3 separate regions of the Homo sapiens genome follow, and regions 1 and 3 are each linked to region 2. A link is an interaction called in ENCODE POLR2A ChIA-PET data of the cell type or tissue named here. Cell type or tissue: PC-9. All regions are shown on one strand. Each heading gives the region's core, and the rest is flanking DNA. Links, peaks and the distances in the headings are about the cores only. Region 1 overlaps STK38 (serine/threonine kinase 38). Region 2 overlaps PXT1 (peroxisomal testis enriched protein 1). Region 3 overlaps C6orf89 (chromosome 6 open reading frame 89).

Region 1 (7,467 bases), core at 2,775-5,274, 77 kb after region 2:
TTTTCTTTTTCTAAGAAATGGGGGTCTCCCTTTGTGGGCCCAGGCTGGAGTGCAGTGGCACGATGATGGCTCACCTCAAACTCCTAGGCTCAAGAGATCCTCCCACCTCAGCCACCATAGTAGCTAGGACCACAGGTGCATGCCACCACACCTGGCTAATTTTTTAATTTTTTTGTAGAGATGGGGTTTTGCCATCTTGCCCAGACTGGTCTTTAACTCCTGGCTCAAGTGATCCTCCCACCTCAGCCTCCCAAAGTGCTGGGATTACAGGTGTGAGCCACCGCACCTGACCAAGAGAAACATTTTCTGCATTCCAGTATTCTACTCTAACATACCAGGACTGCAAAATAAGAGGAGAAAGTACAATCAAAGCCTCCTAATGTACTTAACATTTGAGGGCTTCCATGTGTAAGGCTCTGATCTAGGTGCTTTAAATATTATATAATTTTTTAAATTACAGTTGTATTGTTTTTAAAACATGTATTATGAAATATTACAAACATACAGAAAAAAGGAACAGACAATACAATACAGACCCATTACCCACATTAAAAAGATTAATAATTTGCCATATTTGTCTCAGATCATTTGTCTTTTTTTTTTTTTTTGAGATGAACCACACCTGGCTAATTTTTTGTATTTTTAGTAGAGACAGGGTTTCACCACATTGGCCAGGCTGGTCACAAACTCCTGACCTCAAGTGATCCACCCACCTCAGCCTCCCAAAGTACTGGGATTACAGGAGTGAGCCACCGCAACCGGCCTTGTTTGTCTTAACATTCGTTTTGAGATTTATTCATGTAGCTCTAGTTCACTCATTTCTCTGCCGTATGCTATACTGTTATATAAATTAGTCACAATAGTTTTTATCCGTTCTTCTGTAATGGACAGTTACAGTGCTTCCAGTATTTCACTATGACAAATAACACCTGAATAAACATTCTTTTAATACCTTCTTGGGCACTGTGCAAGCATTCCTCTAGAGTATTAACTAGAATATTGCTGAGCCTTGGGTTATAAGCATTTAAACTTGAGGTATCTTCCATGTCCTCCAAAGTAGTTAGTCCCTATTTAAACCAACCCCGGTGGGGATTAGCTTCTGGTACTCCATATCTCATCAAGACTTGGCTTTGTCAGATTTTTTTTTATTTTTACCAATCTGATGAATATGAAATGGGATCTCTTTTTTTTTCTTTTTAAGAGATGGGGTCTTGCTCTGTCACCCGGGCTGGAGTGCAGTGGTATGATCATAGCTCACTGCAGCCTTGAAATCCTGGCCTCAAGGGATTCTCCTGCCTCAGCCTCCTGAGTAGCTGGGACTGTAGGGATGTGCCAGCATGGCTGGGATCTTGTTTTAATTTGCATTTACTTTATTTCAAGTAGGGTTGAGCACATATTCATATTTTAATTAGCCATCCAGGTTTTTATTATGAATTCCTATTCAGATCCTTTGTCCATTAGTATTTTTTAAGTTGTGTTGTCCTTTTTCTTATTGATTCATAGGAATTCTTTATGAATTCAGGACATTAATCTGTTTAAGATATTTGTATACTGCAAGTATCTTCTCCCAGATTGACGCTTGTTATTTTTATTGTGATTTTTTTAATGAAGTAGTATTTGTTACCAAAAGTAAATATGTCACATACATACATCTGTTAATTACATACATTATCAAATTATAATGCATAATCATGAAAATGAATAGCCACGAGTTCAACTGAAGAACCAAGGAATACCAATATTATTAAAGCTAAACATGTACTCCTCCTCGTCTCTCCTGCTTCTCTTAACCACTATGCTGAATTTCGTGTTTTGTCACTCCTCTGCTTTTAAAAAGAATTTTGCCATCTATCTCTCTAAATGAGATCTTAGTTTTATTTTTGAGCTTTATTAAAATGGTACCATTCTATATACAGTCTTCTGCTATTAGATTCTTCCTCTCAACTTTGTTTCTAAAATTGATTCACACTGTCACAAGTAGCTGTTCGTTCAATTATTTTTACTGCTGCAAAATATTCTATTCCAGAATGTAACTGTTTTCCTGTGGATGGACACTGGATTATTCCCAGTCTTTTGCTATTATGAAAATGCAATAAACATTCTTCTGAATGTCTCCTGGTTCACATGTGCAGTTTCTCCAGGGCCTATGACTAGGGGTAGAATTGCAGCGCTGTAGGGTGTACACATGAATTCTGAAAGATAATTCCAAAGTAGCTGTACTGTGTGGCTTGTCTTTTCATTTCTTTACGTCTTTTGATATATAGAAGGTTTTTTTTCCTTAAAGTAATAAAATAAACCAACTTTTTCCTTTATGAGCTGTAGTTCTTGTTTAAGAAATCCCTCTTTACTCTGAGGTCATAAAGATATTGCCCTGTATTTTCTTTAAAAATTTTTAAAGTTTAATTTCCCATCTAGAATTGACTTTTGCATATACTGTAAGGTAGGGATCCATTTTTTCCATATAGCTAAGTGTGTGTGTGTGTGTGTGTTTGTGTGTGTATGATATATATTTAAATGCAGATATTAACACAAATGCCAGTGTTGTCTTTTGTCTTTAAGCTTTAAAAACTGACATGTGGATTAGGCCCTCTCCAAGAATTTTCATTCTAATCATAAAGGTAAGAAATTACAAACTCTTTAATTTAGAGATGAGGTTTACTCTACCAAAGATGAATGTAAATCTAAGCAGATCTTACTTGTTCAAAGATTTCCATTATAAAACCAGAGGTCTACTGCCAGAGGAAAAGAACTCCTTCAAGATACCAGTGCATTAAAAAAAACTCTTAACGAGTTATAAAATATAGCAAACAACAGGCTCAAACCTGTGAAGGTAAAAGTATTGCTCTTATTCCAGAAACTAGAGTCTGCCACTGGAGCTCGCTCGCATTTTACCACACTTTTTACCACACCATCTGTACCAGGTGTGCCCTTTCCAATCTAAGGACTGCCCCCTTCCCAAACCTTTGTTGTTTTCCACACCAGGGTGTCCTCCAACTCCAACCTCGTAAATCTGTACTCCAGTTTCTCCTTTTTTCTGTCTGGGTATTTCAAGTGTCAATGAAAATTGCTATCTGGAATAGCTCTGTTGGTTGTTAACAGTCATTTCAACTGAATGTGTTCTAACCTTATGATTTTGTGTCAGGGTTTTAGAAGAAATAAAGCAATTTAATTTCCTACTCACTTCTGTAAATTCAACCCTAAAAAATTAAACTGACCAAGATTGGATGCCTATGTGTCTATTACCTTTTATATCTGTAATTAACTTAAAGCTGACTCATATTAATCAGTTACTGGGGCCTAAGGTTATACAGGACGACATAACAATTTAAAACATTACAATATGATTTAAGCAGCCGAGGAATGAAGCTAAAGCCTCTACTTTTTTTAGTGATTCCCAATGGACTAAAAAGTAATAGGCTGAGTAGCAATTACATATGTTAGGCTTAACCTAGAGCAGTAAATTTATATTAACCATTAACGAATATCAATCTTCAGCTTGGTACTAGCTGAATGGGATCACTAACAAAAGGTCAAAGTAACACAGTTAATTAACATTTGGAAGACTGAGAGGTGGCTTCATTTTCTTCAAGTTATGAAAAGAGATAATATGAAGATGACCTTAATTTACACTTTCCCATTTCTACTGTATATAGTATAAAAAGGCAAGAACCTTAACCATAGCATCAGGGCCTTAAGTTTATTCAGATTTTCAAAAATGTTTTTAACTATTAAATGACATTTAACTGCAAATACGAAAATTGTGAAATTGCTTTCCTTATAGAACTATAGAAATGGTTCCTCTAATCATGACATGACCCTTGGGTACACATCAAAGAGCACAAAGCTTGTCTTGGAATATAAGGAACAATTCAAAACACTTAAGCTTTATCCCCAAAATACTTGTCAGCACAGTAGCCAAAGGTTAAATCCTGGCCTCCAAAAAAAAAAAAAAAAAAAAAAAAGAAAGAAAGAAAAGAAAGGAAAGAAAGAAAGAAAAGAAATCACAGATTCCTTACCTTCTGTTTCCAAAAAATAGATAAATATTAGTTTCCCAACAACGCAGGAGCTATTATTTAAGACATAACCTCTTCAGTGGAGGTTCTCCACATTCACTGCACAGTAGAATCACTCAGTCTTTTAAAAACCAGATACCCAGACTATATCCCAGACCAACTGAATCATAATTTCTGTGGGTGGAACCTGGACATCAACATGTTCTGAAGTTCCCCAAGTGATTTTGTTGTGCAACCAAGGTTAAAAACTACTCCTCTGTGGAGAGACATAATAGAAGCATCTGACCAAATTTGTTCCTGACACTCCCTAATCCTCAACAAGATAAACCATTTTTCAACCACATACAGAATTCAGAAGTTTAAAGAGTCGCAGAGTTCCCAAGGAAGGGAGACTATTTTGTAACTAACTGTACTAAACTGAAGATTTCCCAAGTAAATATTGTCTGAGGCCCCACTGATAGGTGGGCTTCAAATAAATCAAAACGAATGCAAGGCTTTCCTTTGACTCTTCCTTAAACCATCCCATAGGCTTCCATTTTCACATGTAACTGACATCCACCTATTAGTGACCTACTAAGAGTGTTATTAAAGGTACTCTAGAGAACTGTAAATCAGTATTTTACTAGGAATTCTGACTGAAACACAGTATTTGGTAAACTTGCCAAGTTACTACCATATATGTGGGCAAACGGAAGTGCTACCATTTCCAGACAATACATTTGCATGACCATCATTCCAAGTTAGTCAGTTTCCCATTGCTGCTACTCTGCTTTCTAATGACCAAATGTTAGTTTGGCTTTACCATCATCAATTTCATTTGCTATGGGTTTCTTGCAAAGCTTAAGAATGTAGTGATACGCATTTCTATTATCTGGCCAATAACTTTCCAGTAACTGGACACTGGAACATGTACACTGAACTTCAAACATGAACCAATTTATCAGCTATTGGCAAAAAATAAATTCTGCTTAGACAGCAATATTTCACTGGTAAATTTGTACTTCCAACATACTATCAAGGTAAACACGATGTTTCTTATTTTTCAGCCTGTAGGACATAATTTTATATAGGCACAAAGTCAAATGCATATAAAGTAATAAGCATTCCCTTTATATTTCTCTCCAATCTTTATAAGTAAGTTCTTTTTTACATCACAAAGTCAGAAAGTGTGAGGCAAATGAATTGAGGAGTCTTGACTTGCCCTTGCCCGAGTGGATCAAAATTTTTAAAAAGTTTGAGAATTGATGCCTGAAAACTCTAAGTAGGTATTTGTACTTAGTTCTGACAGATCTCCAGCTTAAATATAACCCCTTTACCACTATGAAAATGGAGAAAAGGTGGGGCAGGAAGGAAAGGTATTGTTACCAAGCTAAAAGGTCAGAATGAGGTCGCCCACGGAAAATGTCACAATCAAAACAACCTAATATTACCTGTCCTCCTTCAAAAGATTCCTTTCGGTCCTACCAACCTAACAACAGCACTCTCTTTAGGTAATCTTAAAAGCAAGGGATATGTTGCAAATATTTGTCAAATGCAAATTTATGTGAAAATCTTTTGAACTTATTCATACTTGGTTTGTAGCATTTCAGAAGCCACAGATATTACTTACTAGCTGACGTCTATTTCTTTTCCAGGTTTCTGCTTTCCTTTTGGAATTCATGTTCTGGAAAGCTGAAAGTAAAGAATACAAGCTGCAGTCAAAGTTCAGACCAAAATGTTTACTACTTTTTTTAGTAGGCTCTTTCAAGTCACATGAGACCCTAAAGTCTTGCTTTTCTTCTACTCATACATCAAAAGCTCCAGATGATACATATCCTAGTACGTTTACAGTAAACCCAAATCAGAGGCTGTAAAGCATTAACTTAAAAGACTCACACAGAGTTGTAAAAGGCACTCCCATGTGGATCAAGTGGCAGAGGATACAGTACAGGACTTAATCAGAATTACAGGGAATTCAGTCTCAACTAGAATTGAGGTCCTAACGTGGACCTAAAACAGTCACAATTTCTCAAAATTACCATCAATTTTCCAAGTAGTAGTAACTTATATGATCAGGGACATCTGAATTTATGATACATGATTTGACATATGCTTTTCTAGGATGAACTGAAATTTTACTACATAGTTGTCAACGATTTCATAGTGCTCAAATGGAAGTGACTGTCATAAAGATAAACTTCTTTCTGTCATGAAGGACAAATCTAGCCCAGGACAAATCTAGCCCAGAACTGTTCCCAGGAGTTTTTCCTCTACTACTTCTGCTTGCTTGTCCCATACTCATCCCCAGTGACCTTCCCAGTAGACCTCTAAAGACCCCTTTCAACCTCTGCCTTCACACACTTGGTACCCACTCATTCATCTTGCCTCACCAGACAACACAAATCACAGGCAAACCTGGGAAGGTATTTTTATTCTCTACATACTCAAAGTGTGAGAATCTCCTATCTGTTCTAATTTGGTTACAAGGGAAACAGCTCTTCTAGGCCCAGTTAGAACGAAAAGGCTAACGTAATTGTTACCACTTACTGAAATCACTGGGGAGGCTGTGGTTCAGATTCCTATAAAATTCTGTCCTATGTGCTTTTTTCAGTCCTGTGCAAAGACCAAAGTCAGAAAGTTTCACATGGCCCTATGGGGAAGAAACAAGGTGATAGATGGATGAGTATTCTTGGAGGTAGAACAGAACATTACGTTCTGCTCCTTCCAGCATCCATTATAGCTCTACAGCCAAAGTACACTGCTCCTTCTTTTATGATAGGAAAAATCATGTAATTGCAGATAAATTTTTTAATCCCAAATCCTATTATACTAATAAAACTATTTTCATTTCTGCATATCATCTTTGGTTTTATCCAAATACTGATTTTTAAACATAGCTGACCCCTCCATAGCATCTAGAGACAATTTTACTACTTCTTGTACTCAAATATTCCTCTGTTTCTATATGGTATTCAGAATTTTTTTTTTTTTTTTTTTTTGAGACATGGTCTTGCTGTGTCACCCAAACTGGAGTACAATGGCGTGATCATGGCTCACTGCAGCCTCGACCTCCCAGGTTCAAGCAATCCTCCCAACTCAGCTTCCTGAGTAGCTGGGACCTCAGTTGTGTGCCACCACGTCCGACTAATTTTTTTTTATTTTTTGGAGATACAAGGTTTCCCTGTGTTTCCCAGGCTGGTCTCAAACTCCTGAGGTCAAGTGATCCTCCCATCCCAGCCTCCCAAAGTTCTGAGATTATAGGCATGCGCCACCACACCTGGCCAAAATTACCACTTTAAAAGTCTACATAATATTCAGTTTACTTGGGACTTCATTGTTTACCTTACCATCCCCCTAATACTGGATGTGCATTCCATTTTCAATTCTTAGCTCTCATATAACATGGATTATCAGGTCCCCTCTGACAGAGTCTGTATTCCCAGACCTAACCGGGCATGATTCAGGATGACCTTAA
Region 2 (7,467 bases), core at 2,147-4,646:
AGGCAGGAGAATGGCGTGAACCTGGGAGGCGGAGCTACAGTGAGCCGAGATCGCGCCACTGCACTCCAGCCTGGGTGACAGTGCGAGACTCCGTCTCAAAAAAACAAAAACAAATACAAAAACAGATGAAGATTCAAAATTTCAGTCAATTCAGTGCTTTCTAAAAAATGGATACCAGGCCGGTCGCGGTGGCTCACACCTGTAATCCCAGTACTTTGGGAGGCCGAGGCGGGCGGATGACTTGAGGTCAGGAGTCCAGCCTGGCCAACACGGTGAAACCCCCGGCTCTACTAAAAATACAAAAATTAGCCGGGCATGCAGTGAACCGAGACTGTACCACTGCACTCCAACCTGGGCGACAAAGTGAGACTCTATCTCAAAAAAAAAATCTGGTGTGGTGGCAAGCAACTATCAGGATGCTTGAAATTTCCCTTTCTCAAGTGGCATGTAATTCTTTTAAAATTAGATATTAGGTTGAAGTTAATGTTCATAATCCCTCTCAGGTATCTAGCATATTTTTTATCTAAAAGCCTAAAACCTCATAAATTTACCTAACACTGTCCTTTAATGCTCTTCAAAACATAAAACTTTAATTTTCCAGCATTCTGGGGCATTTAGGAATCACACATTTTTGCAAAGCAAAATTCCAAATGTATCTTTCCTTCATGTTCTCTCCTCTAGTGGCAAAATCGAGAAGAAATCTAATCTGAATGTTCCCTACCTTAACAATACTGACACTGTCAGGTCCAATTTAAAGACTAATTTTTATTAAAAGATAAATTTGATCTATTTTAGCCCATTTGGGATTACCTTAATTGGTCGTCACAGCAATGATTCAGGGCTAATGGAAACTAAAGAGATTTAGTACCATGAAGCAAAGTCACTTTTAGATTTTTGCCACCTAAGAACTGGGATGAATAGATTTTCTTATAGTTCATATTTAAATAATATATTTAATGTGGGTTGGGCACGGTGGCTCACGCCTGTAAATCTAGCACTTTGGGAGGCCTATGAGGGGGGATCAGTTGAGGTCAGGGGTTCGAGACCAGCCTGGCCAACATGGTGAAACCCCCTCTCTACTAAAAATATTTAAAAAATTAGCCCAGCGTGGTGGTGGGCGCCTGCAATCCCAGCTACTCGGGAGGCTGAGGCAGGAGAATCGCTTAAACCCAGGAGCCAGAAGTTGCAGAGAGCTGAGATGGCACCACTGCACTTCAGCCTGGGTGACAGAGCGAGACTCTGTCTCAAAAAACAAAAACAAAAAATATATATATATATATATATATATTTAATGTCCAATTTTATGGTCTTAATAGCAAGAAAAACACATGCTAAGTAAACTATTTATCTTAGTTTAATCCAAATATCTTACCTGGGTTCCTTGACATGGCTGGAACTGGCTGGGAGCTGACAAGTTGGGTCATGTATGCCTTCTGAAAACTGTATTTTAACCACAGTGATTTGCAACAATGTGTTACTTTGGGAGATGGATTGAGAACTTCTTTAGTTTCATAAACAATGCCATCATGTTTTTTCTTCATGTTTTTTCCCTGTTGAAAAACATATTTTCAGAGGCTTTCCCCCATTTCTCAGTAAATATTTGGTATTTTAGATAAATATTAATGTTTTAACAATATCAGCAGCATTTATTCCACATATAAGAGAGTTATGGATTGGGGTAGAAGGTGGACCAGAGTGATCCCTAAGGTCTTTTTCGATTTAGTTAAACATCTTTCTAGGCTGCCGCATCCTTATCACCTATTACACCGGCCTGCATCCTTATCTCCCATTAGTCTTTCTTCTCTCTCTCTCGCTTTTTTTTTTTTTTTTTTTTTTTTTTTTTTTTGAGACGAAGTTTTGCTCTTGTTGCCCAGGCTGGAGTGCCATGGCCCCATCTCGGCTCACCACAACCTCTGCCTTCTGGGTTCAAGCAATTATCCTGCCTCAGCCTCCTGAGTAGCTGGGATCACAGGCATGCGCCACCACGCCTGGCTAATTTTGTATTTTTAGTAGAAACAGGGTTTCACCATGTCGGCCAGGCTGGTCTCAAACTCCTGACCTCAGGTGATCCGCCTGCCTCAGCCTCCCAAAGTGTTGGGATTACAGGCGTGAGCCACAGCACCTGGCCTCTTCTCTTTTCAAGAGCCACATTCCATCAGGGGAAGTGTGTAAATTGGTACACTGAGAAAAAGAGAGACAAATGGGTATAGCCAAAATAAAGTAGATCAAAACCTAGAGAGGCGGAGAGGGGTGGAGATGGAATACAACACACTCTTTGTCCTATTTCCTCATGTGTGTGTGTGTTTCCTCCCCAAAACAATTCTCATAGTCCTCTTTGATCCTTCATACACACACATTCTGTCTCTGCAGACACTAATATGAAGATTACTCTTCCGCCCCCTTTCCCTTTTCCCCTCCAATATTGTAGAATCAATCCAAATGAGATGAAGAATTGCATTAGGACTTTTTTTTTCTTTTTTTTTTTTGAGACAGAGTCTTGCTCTGTCGCCCAGGCTGGAGTGCAGATCTCGGCTCACTGCAACCTCTGCCTCCTGGGTTCAAGCAATTCTCCTGCCTCACCCTCCCGAGTAGCTGGGACTACAGGTGCGTGCCACCATGCCCAGCTAATTTTTATATTTTTAGTAGAGACGGGGTTTCACCATATTGGCCAGGCTGGTCTTAAACTGCTGACCTCGTGATCTGCCCTCCTCAGCCTCCCAAAGTGCTGGGATTACAGGTGTGAGCCACCATGCCCGGCCGCATTATGACTTGTTGTCTTCCTGGGCATTTAATTCTTTTGACTTGAAGGGTGGCCACAGAGTTCAAAACTTTCTGTTCTACCTCCTAAATCTACCTTCTATTCTAACTTCTAAATCTAAGTTACTGGAAAGGGAAAGAATGGCTAAGACCACAATGAGCTGCTAAGATAATAGAGGTGGACTTCAGGAGCCTTACATCAGTGCTGTCTAATAAAAATAAGTGAACCACATATATGATTTTAAGTTTTCTAGTAGCTACATTTAATAAGTAAAAAGAAATGAGTAAAATTAATTTTAATGATATATTTTATTTAATCTAATATATCCCCAAATAAATCTAAATATTGTCATTTCAACATGTAATCAATATAAAAAATTATTAATGAAATATTTTACATTCTTATTAATTTAAGTCAAGTCTTCAAAATCTGGTATGCATTTTGCACTTACAGCACATCTCAATTCAGACTAGGCATATTTTGGGTGCTCAGTAGCCACATGCAGCCAGTGGCCACTGTACTGTACTTTACTGGACGGCCAGCCATACAAACCAAGGGGAGAAAGATTGTCAAATAGAATTGTGACTCATCGTTTTTCAAATGTACCATATTTTCCAGTGTAGACTGCTACCTCAATGTATTGCTTAAGTTTGTAATTCAGGCCAGACTGGGGGATAGGGAGCTGAGAAATGAGGTGTTGTGGGTTTCTGGGCATTTTTAGTGCCTTGGGCAGCCTGGCATTTTAACTGGACTCATTAGGCAAACTTCTGACCCTAATTTGATTTGTCAGGTAAGACATGCTGTTCAGCTCATGTGTCAGAGCCAGATCAGCCCTGGATGAACTGATAAAAGTACTAAAATTCCTGGCCGGGCGCGGTGGCTGACGCCTGTAATTCAGCACTTTGAGAGGCTGAGGCGGGCGGATCATGAGGTCAGAAGATCAAGACCATCCTGGCTAACACGGTGAAACCCTGTCTCTACTAAAAATTCAAAAAATTAGCCAGGCGTGATGGCACGCACCTGTAGTCCCAGCTACTCGGGAGGCTGAGGCAGGAGACTGGCTTGAACCCTAGAGGTGGAGGTTGCACTGAGCCGAGATCGCGACAGAGCGAGACTGAAAAAAAAGACAACTATTCCTAAATGAGCAAAGTTGATAATCAAGATGTAGCTACCAGGCGAGTTTCTTACCTGAAAGAGCTGGCCGGCTGACAGCTTTACCCATTAGCCCATTGTGAAACTGTCATTTTGTACTAGTCATTCATGTGACATTGCTAGACAACTGAGAATAAAATATCTAACCACAGCCTTTTAAATTAAACTATCAAGAATGTTGGATTTTATTTTTCCCAAGTAGGTTTTTATTATAATTTCCCCCAAACAATACTGCAGGATGTTAATAGGTATTCATTGAAAATAATTAATGCTAATTATATTTTTCATCTAAAACTTTTTTTTTTTTTGAGACGGAGTCTCTCGCTCTATCACCCAGGCTGTAGTGCAGTGGTGCCACCAAGCCCAGCTAATTTCTGTATTTTTAGTAGAGACGGGGTTTCACCAAGTTGTCCAGGCTGGTCTCGGACTCCCAACCTCAGGTGATCCATCCACCTCGGCCTCCCAAAGTATTGGGATTACACGCATGAGCCACCGCGCACAGCCTAAAACTTATTTTAAAATATATGTCAGGACCAGAAGTGGTGTGGCTTATGCCTGGAATCCCAGTACTTTGGGAGGCTGAAGTGGGCTGATCACTTGAGCTCAGGAGTTTGAGAACAGCCTGGGCAACATGGTGAAATCTGGTCTCTACAAAAAAATACACAAATTAGCCTAGTGGTTGCGCACACCTGTAATCCCAGCTACTCAGGAAGCTGAGGTGGGAGAATCACTTGAGTCCAGAAAATTGAGGCTGCAATGAGCCATGTTTACACCACTGCATTCCAGCCTGGGGTACAAAGTGAGAGTGAGACCCTGTCTCAAAAAAAAAAAAAAATTGCATAATTACCCTTAAGAAATGTTGGCCCTACCTGAAAATATTATATAACCAGGAAATCTCAGAATTCATGAAAGCATGAGAATATATCTGCAGATGCTTCAGCAACCATTTAGTTGATGTATGTTGTCTATTTAATAATTACTGGTTTATGTTAGGTATCTTGTCATTATTATTATTATTTTCTTTTTCTTCACTTTTCTTTTTTCTTTTTTTCTTTTCTTTTTTTTTTTTTTGAGATGGAGTTTCACTCCTTTTACCCAGGCTGGAGTGCAATGGTGCAATCTCGGTTCACTGCAACCTCCGCCTCCCAGGTTCAAGCGATTCTTCTGCCTCAGCCTCCTGTGTAGCTGGGATTACAGGTGCACACCACCATGCCTGGCTAATTTTTTATTTTTAGTAGAGATAGGGTTTCACCGTGTTGGCCATGCTGGTCTCGAACTCCTGACCTCAAGTGATCCACCCACCTCGGCCTCCCAAAGGGCTGGGATTACAGGCGTGAGCCACCATGCTGGGCTAAGTCTTATTATTTTGATATATATTTACGAAAGTTTTTACTTAATAAAATAATTTATTTCTTTGTGGGTTGTTCTGATATAAAGCTTAAAATACATTAGAAGTAAAGCTTTTGGCCAGGCACAGTGGCTCGCGCCTGTAATCCCAGCACTTTGGGAGGCCCAGATAGGTGGATAGGTGGATCACTTGAGATCAGGAGCTCGAGAGTAGCCTGGCCAACATGGCAAAACCTTGTCTCTACTAAAAGTACAAAACTTGGCCAGGCGTAGTGGCGCATGACTGTAGTCCCAGCTACTTGGGAGGCTGAGGCAGGAAAATTGCCTGAACCCGGGAAGCAGAGGTTGCAGTGGGGTGAGATCGCACCAGTGTACTACAGCTTGGGTGACAGAGCGACACTCCATCTCAAAAAAAAAAAAAGTAAATCTCTTATCATTTCTTCTGTCCATTAATTATTAATTCATCTATGGGTTCACATTTTGCTGTCTATGTGTTGTAGGTTAAATAACAGCTTCACAAAATGTCCACATCCTAATTCCCAGAACCTGTGAATATGTTACCCTACCAGGCAGAATGGACTCTGTAGATGTAATTATATTAAAGCTCTTGAGATGAAGAGATTATCCTGGATTAGCTAGGCCCAACCTAATCATATAATCCTTAGAGAGGGAGGCAAGAGGGCCAGATTCACAGAAAGAAATGTGACAATGGAAGCAGAGGTCAGAATGACATGAGAAGAATCTATCTATAACCCAAGGAATGCAGGCAGCCTCTAGAAGCCGAAAAAGATAAGGAGATGGATTCTCTCCTAGAGCCTCCAGATGGAATGCAACCCTGCCAACTCATTTTAGACTTCTGACCCCTAGAACTGTAAGATAAATTTGTATTGTATTAAGCCACTAAGTTTGTGGTCATTTGTTACAGCAACAGTAGAAAACTTATATACTACGTTAATCTGAGTGCATAATATTGTTAGTAAATTGTCGTTTTATTTAATTTTTTTTTAATTTTTTGAGACAACGTCTCGCTCTGTCACCCAGGCTGGAGTGCAGTGGCCCAAGCTGGAGTGCAGTGCCGCGATCTTGGCTCACTGCAACTTCCACCTCCCAGGCTCAAGCAATTCTCCTGCCTCAGCCTCCTGAGTGGCTGGGATTACAGGAGCTCACCACCACGCCCAGCTAATTTTTGTATTTCTTACTAGAGATAGGGTTTCACCATGTTGGCCAGGCTGGTATCAAACTCCTGACCTCAAGTGATACACCCCCCTCGGCCTCCCAAAGTGCTGGGATTACAGGCGTGAGCCACCATGCCTGGCCGTAAATTGTCATTTTAAAAGTGTTCATTGTAAGATAAATTTGGAAATGTAATTATGGAAAAACTATACTATAAAATGGGCTCTTGTCCATAGCAATAAACAGATGATCATAATAACTAGGAATGCTGAACTCTAAATAATTACTTATTAGTGATGGCAACTGTAAATTAAGCTACAAATCTTTACAGCAAGCAGTGTATGTTGGTTGACAATGAAAAATATTGATCTTTTACTGAATGCCAGGCACTGCTCTGGACCCTGGGGATATAGCAGTGAACAAGACACACATTGTTCCTTTTCTTGCAGAGCTACAGTCTAGCAGAAGAAAGAGGCTATATTAGAGTCATGTTGGGCGTTACAAGAGTACATTGGCCCAGCACGGTGGCTCATGCCTGTAATCCCAACACTTTGGGAAGCTGAGGTGGGCTGATCACTTGAGATCAGGAGTTCAGGAACAGCCTGGGCAACGTGATGAAACCGTGTCTCTACAAAAAATAGAAAAATTACCTGGGTGTAGTGGCATGTGCCTGTGGTCCCAGCTACTCAGAAGGCTGAGGTGGAAGGATCACTTGAGTCTGGGAGGCAGAGGTTGTAGTGAGCCAGATTGGGCTACTGCACTCCAGCCTGGGCAATAGAGTGAGACCCTGCCTAAAAAATATATATCTATCTATCTAAACCAGGCGTGGTGGCTTATGCCTGTAATCCTAGCACTTTGGGAGGCCGAGGTGAGGATATCGTTTGAGGTCAGGAGTTTGAGACCAGCCTGGCTAACATGGTGAAAGCCCGTCTCCACTAAAAATACAAAAATTAGCCGGGCATGGTGGTGGGCATCTGTAATCCCAGATACTCAGGAAGCTGAGGCGGGAGAATCGCTTGAACCTGGGAGGCAGAGGT
Region 3 (6,961 bases), core at 1-2,500, 470 kb after region 2:
GTAGAGACAGGGTTTCGCCGTGTTGGCCAGGATGGTCTCGATCTCCTGACCTCGTGATCCACCTGCCTCGGCCTCCCAAAGTGCTGGGATTACAGGCGTGAGCCACTGCGCCCGGCCCCCTTTGTGTATTATTATTATTATTTTTATTTATTTATTTTTATTTTTTTTTTGAGACGGAGTCTCTCGCTCTGTCGCCCAGGCTGGAGTGCAGTGGCGCGATCTCGGCTCACTGCAAGCTCCGCCTCCCGGGTTCCCGCCATTCTCCGGCCTCAGCCTCCCAAGTAGCTGGGACTACAGGCGCCCACCATCATGCCTGGCTAATTTTTTTGTATTTTTAGTAGAGACGGGGTTTCACCGTGTTAGCCAGGATGGTCTCGATCTCCTGACCTCATGATCTGCCCGCCTCGGCCTCCCAAAGTGCTGGGATTACAGGCGAGAGCCACCATGCCCAGCCTGTGTATTTTTAAATGGTGAATTTTAAAATACACTGATTATATGGTAGCAGCTTGGTGAGCCTTGCAGTCCCTATAGTTCTCAAATTCTAAATTCTTCCAGAAGTAAACCTAAGTGGCTTGTTTATGAAAATGGATTAGTTCTTAAGGCACATTGGAAGTAGCAGAAGAAGCCTGTTTTGTTTTGTTTTTTTTCTTGGTATTAAGGTATTTGTTTGCTGGGATTAATGCCTTTTCTATCTTTCCTTGTAGGTTCTCGCAACCTTGGGATTAATCTTGCTCACTGCCTACTTTGTGATTCAACCTTTCAGCCCATTAGCACCTGAGCCAGTGCTTTCTGGAGCTCACACCTGGCGCTCACTCATCCATCACATTAGGCTGATGTCCTTGCCCATTGCCAAGAAGTACATGTCAGAAAATAAGGGAGTTCCTCTGCATGGGGGTGATGAAGACAGACCCTTTCCAGGTAAAATGCAACATTTATTACTTATTAGATATAGTTTTCTTGACAGTATATGATAGGAAAGGAAGTAACATTTATTGATACCTAATGAGAGGCAAGCTCCCTATATTGTATCTTTTAATTCAGTCCCCACTAAAACTCTATGAGATGGGGTTTATTATCCCCGTTTCACAGATTAAGAAACCAAGGGTCAGAGAGATTAAGAAACTCGCTAGAGGAACATCTGGTAGAGCCAAATACACACCCCCAAATTCCAGAACACACATGATGGGGACAAATGTCTTTGCCCATAAAAAGGATTTGATTGTATCTCATCCTTTTCTCTCCTGTGATTCCTGTCCATAATGCATATTTAATACATAGGTATTGGTTTATTGAAAGCAACCGAGTTCAGCTTGCTTCTAAAGGTCCTCTAACAGTCCTTGGCCTATTGGGCTAGGTTTTTGTCTGGGTATATCCCACTCTTTCAGTTTAGTCCTTCTGTCTGTCACAGCTCATTTAATTTAGTCCTCTAAAGTATATCAATTTTGCCAGTAAGTAGAAATTAAAAAACACATAAATTTAGTAACAGTGCATCGGTGGCATAAGAATTCATAGTCTGATAGACTATTTGAGGGGTTTCCTTTTGAGAACAGTGTTAACATGTAATAAGAGTTGAAATTTACTTTTTCAGGCTGGGTGTGGTGGTTTACAACTATAATCCTAGCAATTTGGGAAGCTGAGGCAAAAGGATTGGTTGAGCCCAGGAGTTCAAGACCAGCCTGGGCAACATAGCGAGACCCTGCCTCCAATTTTGTGTGTGTGTGTGTGTGTGTAAAGAAATTTACTTTTTGAGAAAGGGGGATATTATTTTGGGATTTTTTTGGTGATGTTTATCTTATTTGGCAATGTAGAATAATATGTGTATTAATATCACAAATGGATTATAGAATTTATTGTGTAACCATGATCCGAAACTTTTAGAATGTGTCTTAAATTTTAGGAAAAATGCTTTCAGAAAAAATGTATTTAAGCTTTATAATCATAATGTCATTCTCTTTTTTTTTGAGTTGGAGTCTCGCTCTGTCGCCCAGGCTGGAGTGCAGTGGTGCGATCTTGGCTCACTGCAAGCTCTGCCTCCTGGGTTCACGCCATTCTCCTGCCTCAGCCTCCTGAGTAGCTGGGACTATAGGTGCCCGCCACCACGCCCGGCTAATTTTTTGTATTTCTAGTAGAGACAGGGTTTCACCGTGTTAGCCAGGATGGTCTCATAATGTCATTCTTTAAGATCTAATGAGTCATAAAAATCATCCCTTGGATTGGGTCTCCATCGAAAGCTATTTTTGTATACTTGAGGAAGTCATGGAAAGGTTTCCAAAATTGTATCAAAATCAGAGGAAGGGAACATTGTAAGACAAGAATTCCACCTCAGGAGTTTTTGTTTTTTTTTAAAAAATCAACAGCTCAGATATTTCATTTGAAAATTTCAGATGTAACTTCCTTGTATTTATTGGGAAGGTTGCTTTTGAAATGTCACCAACAGAGCTAAAAAAAAAAAAATGCAGTCTCAAACTCCTATTAGAACGGTTCAAAGTGTTTGGAGGAAACAGCGAGAGAAACTTGTCAGTTAGGCCAGTCTGTGCCTCTTCCTCAGACACACCAGTCTCCTTTCCTGACTGTCTTCCCCTCAAAGCCTCCCTAACGGCAACTCCTGATGAGTTTTCCTGACCTGGTTGATGGCATTATCTTCTTCCCCAGTCCTATAAAGTAAATCTCCATACACGGTTGAACTGAGAAATGGGGCATCGTCAATGAACACTGCTCGCTTCTTCTCTAAATCATAGTTTAAACATTCCAGAAACATTAGTGTCTTGTAAACAAGCTGGATTATTTGGACTACTTCAAATCAATATTTTGCCTTGCAGATGGAAATAAAATGAGTCCTTGGAGCTCAGTTGTAGAGAGAGCGAGTGAGCATTGGAAGGGTGTGGCTTTAGCTCTTTAATGTTGTTGATTCTATTAAAGTGCTGTTTTTACTTGTAAATGTGGATGTGGAAGCACCATATTTTCCTATGTATGATAATTCTGGGAAGCTGTAGACATGTGAAACTAACAGCATTTTGCGTAGCATTTGGAAGAAAAGTTAAAAACACGTAATTATATGAAGAGTAAACAGAAACACATGAGGGAGAATTAAGTGCAACTTAATCTGGGCCTGTAAGAGGGCAGGAAAAGTAAAAATATATCATTTTTTAATGTCCTGGTATCAAAAAACAACTACCTTCAGGTTAGGATTAGTTGGCCATACATTTAAAGTAAATGCAAGGGGAGAATGGTGTGACAGATTCCCGAAAGGAAACCCCATATGGTTTCCTGAAGTGCTGGCCTGTCTCACACTCCCAGGGTCATCTGGTGCTCCTTGCAGTGGCACCTCGGGAATGATGGAGGGCAGCTGCAGCCTTGGTGATGTACAAGAGGCACCACCACCAATGACTGGAAGTTTCCCCTGACCCCACCCAGGGAACAAAAAGGTGACAGAGGTGGGGTTCTTTTTCTAGATTTCAGCCTTAGATAGGAAATCCTGCCCCTAAATGCTCTCAATAAGAAGAATGAAGTGACTTTGCAGCGAGTCATGGAAACATCCCGCTCTGCAGCAAAAAATAAGTAAATAAACTGACAGTTGTTTATTACTTACCAGATGCCAGACCCTGTTCAGGGGGCTTTCCATATATCGGCTTATTTAATCTTGACAACATCCCTATAGGGTAGCTTCAGGTTTTATGCCCATTTTACAGATGAGGACACTGAGGCACAGTATGGTTAGGTCACTTGCTCAAGGTCCCAGGTCTGGTCACGGAGCCATGATTTGAACCCAGGCAGCCAGTCTTCAGAGTCTGAGCCCTTCGCCTCTGATGTGAGTAGTCTGTAGCTGTGCAGTAGACCTGAAGAGTCTAGCTTTAAGTCTGATGTTGGAGTTCTACCACTGTCTCTCTCGGATCATCAGTTACTTTCTCTTAACTCCCTAGTCCCTGAAGAGACAATATTCTTTCTGGCTGTTCCAAAGATAAGTGGTCTTCCAAGCTTCTGACCCTTTAGAATTTTCCCGACCTGGTGTTGTCTTAGACATTCAGCCCAGTTCATCCTCCCTAGTCTGCACCCTGACATTCAGCCCAGTTCATCCTCCCTAGTCTGCACCCTTATGGATAATATTTGACTGACTTAATCCTTCCTCTTACTGACCCAGAGTTTTCTCTTTACATTCACATTCTTACTGCTTTTCTCCCCTCCTGGCTTCATATCTTTATAGTCACTTTACTCCTGCCGGCCATCCCCTTGGTTTTTACCATTTCCATGGAATCATTGAGTCTTAAAGCCAGAAAAGAATTTTAGAGTTAATCTAGTACATACCCCATTTTATAAAAGAGGTAACTGAGGCCAGGAGAGGTAAAGGAGCTTGCTTACCCAGCTAAAAGTGGCAAAATCACACTTGAACCCTAGTTTCTTAACTCCCTCTAGCATTCTGTCCAAGATATCACACTTACAGCCTGCCATCTCTGCCCTCAGTCAAGCCAGGCGCTAGCATGTTCAGCCAATTATTTTTTTTACTTTGGTCATTTTCTGGCCAACTTAAAAATAACATATTCATTTCTACTGAGGAAGCCTGGGATAGTTCTCACATACAGTGAAAAGGCACACATTTGGAACTCGATGCATCCCGTAACCTTCAAAGGAAGGATGAAGTAGATCCAGCAACATCAAGAAGTTTTGGAAATAGCAAATCATTTATTGGCCTCAAACTAAGAATCTAGTAAGACTTAGAGAGTCCAGATCTGTGCTCAAAGATGAACTGCTTAGACCGCAAGGAAAACCTTCCTCTTTTATTTGCAAAATAAGCTTACCTTCTGTGATAATAACAGCTCTGTCAAGCACTTACTGTATACCAGGTACTGTGCCGTGCAGTTTATTTCTCAGTCTTCACAGCAGTCACATAAGGTAGATACTGTTTTTATGTTCATTTCAAAGATGAGGAAACTGATGTGCAAGGGGATTGACTGACTTATCTGAAGTCTCACATTTATTTATTTTTAATTTTTTCTTTTGCTGTGTTTTTGATAATAAATTTTCACATTTAGAAACAAATTTTTGTACAAGTGAGAACTCATGAAAATAGACTTTCTCTGTGGTTTGGAGTGGTTCAAATGCATTGCTTCCTGGAGGCAAGGCTGTTGGTGAAATGATTTCTTGGGCTCTTTCCCTCTACGGTGTGTGAAAATGGCTCTGGGCATGGTGCCACACATGCAGGGACCTGGCAGAAGCCTCCTTCATTGTCAAGGCTTCACCCCTGCCTCATGCCCGGGGTACTAGAAGAGGTGCTATGCACAAACAAGCTTCTGGAGAGCAGCCTGATTAAATATTGAGCACACACTAGTGAAAGTCATGGGAACTTTGTCATGGGCTTTGCAGGGTTTTCTTGGCTATATTTATAATGCAAGAAATGATGAAGTTATATTTATTTAATCTTTATTTTGAGGTTTCTGTGAATCCAGATTGCTCATTTGATTTTTCTCCCCATGGACTTAATTCTATTGTTAAAGCTTCTGAAAAATCAGCCTTCCTGCCTGCCTTCCTGCCTTCCTCCCTCCTTCTTTTCCTCCTTCCATCCCTTCCTCCCTCTCCCCAACTTCATTCACTCATTCAGTAAATGTTTATTGAGACCCTGCTATATATGCCAGGCACTGTTCTCAACAAAGCAGTGAACAAAACAGACAAAACCACTGCTCTTGTAGAGCTAGTATTGGCTTTGTTCTTTTCTTTCTTCCCTATCCTTTTTATCCAGAGGGAGTTTTTTGTCCTGGAAAGAAATCTTTTGTTTTGTTTTGTTTTGTTTTGTTTTGTTTTGTTTTTGCCAGGTAAATAATCTATGTAACAGTACTCTCCCCACTCAGAATTCCAGGATATGTTATGGTTGTCTACAGAGAACCAGCCTAAGTGAGTTTTCTTGTAAATAACTCTCAGGCACCAGGAAGCTCCCTGATGGGTGAGACGCTGGCCCATCCATTTTTCTGCCCAGTGCCCAACTTGTAAAGAAGGGTGGATAGTTATGGTCTCTGCACGTTGACTTCAAGGCTGTGTTTTGTCTGAGAGACTGTTTTTGACATCTCCAACAGTGAAATCATTCCAAATCATAGTGAAAACTTGAAATACAAGTTATAAGCTTTATTGAACTTTTATATGTAGGATTTCTCTTCTCTGTCATACCTTTAAAAAATGTTTAAAATATCTGGTATGAGGGATATCTGGAGTAAAGAAGCCTTAGAAATTAAAAGTAGGAAGTTGCTATATAATTTACGCTGACTTTTCTGTCTGGTGCTTCAGGAAAAGTGGTTAGAAACAGGAGGGCTGGAAAGAAGTGAGATGCAGCATATTAGGTAGTCAAAAGCCGTAAACTAGGGTGGCATGGGCTCGGCTGGCTGTGTGCTGTTGGCTGTTTCCCAGGATGGAATTTTGTTCACTTTGTGGCATGATGGCTCCAGCCAGTTGTATAGAGAACACGTCAGACAAAACCTTTTCAGATGGACAGAGGCCAAGCTGGAGTCTGGCCACATCTCTTTCTGTTGTCAGGGACTCTGTGGGGAGAGGAAGAGGAGCCTGCACCCTACCTCCACCCCTAGTTCACCGTTTGCCCGTTCCTCTCTCTAAGCTTATGCTTTATCCACCTTGGTGATCTCAGGCTACAGAGAAATCAAAAGTAGTTCTTTCTTTTAAAGTTTGGGCTCCCTTAGTTCAGGTGGATGGCATAGGCTACCCCATTCCAGTGATCCTTTTTTCTTGTTACTTCCCTTCCTTCTTTGCGGGCCACCAGCCTGGCCACCTCTGCTCCTGTCAGATACCTCTCTGGGGCCAGCCTTCTGAGATGATTTACCTCTACACTTCAGCATTGAATTCTCAGCTTCAGTTTTCATGATCTCCAAGGACATTTTGACTTGGAAAGTACATAAAATACATGCATACAAAGACAGTAAGAGGTGTAATATTTTGATATTTAAAAATACTTATAATAAAGTAA

Evidence for each region. ChIA-PET counts read pairs that join two places held together with the same protein. Peaks named below come from ENCODE experiments on the same cell type or tissue, not always from the same donor. Only the 100,000 strongest peaks of a DNase experiment are listed, where the experiment ranks them.
Region 1: POLR2A ChIA-PET joins it to region 2 with 7 read pairs; 5 of 35 experiments call an interaction of 5 or more read pairs at or near these places.
Region 3: POLR2A ChIA-PET joins it to region 2 with 6 read pairs; 2 of 35 experiments call an interaction of 5 or more read pairs at or near these places.

Annotation. Positions count from the first base shown.
Region 1 is chr6:36,500,961-36,508,427 of GRCh38, forward strand. It overlaps STK38 (serine/threonine kinase 38), which reads right to left. Exons shown (of 14, transcript NM_007271.4): 8 at 6,540-6,642; 9 at 5,623-5,684. Among named protein-coding and RNA genes, the nearest start is that of STK38, 43 kb to the right of the region's middle. In PC-9, for the core only: no CTCF peak of the experiment used is centred there; no DNase peak of the experiment used is centred there.
Region 2 is chr6:36,424,542-36,432,008 of GRCh38, forward strand. PXT1 (peroxisomal testis enriched protein 1) reads right to left here. Exons shown (of 5, transcript NM_152990.4): 3 at 1,373-1,550. The coding sequence starts at 1,541. Among named protein-coding and RNA genes, the nearest start is that of PXT1, 15 kb to the right of the region's middle. In PC-9, for the core only: a CTCF peak has its summit at 4,467; a DNase peak (open chromatin) is centred at 3,410; H3K27ac peaks cover 574 bases.
Region 3 is chr6:36,901,517-36,908,477 of GRCh38, forward strand. It overlaps C6orf89 (chromosome 6 open reading frame 89), which reads left to right. Exons shown (of 9, transcript NM_001286635.2): 4 at 705-918. Among named protein-coding and RNA genes, the nearest start is that of C6orf89, 19 kb to the left of the region's middle. In PC-9, for the core only: no CTCF peak of the experiment used is centred there; no DNase peak of the experiment used is centred there.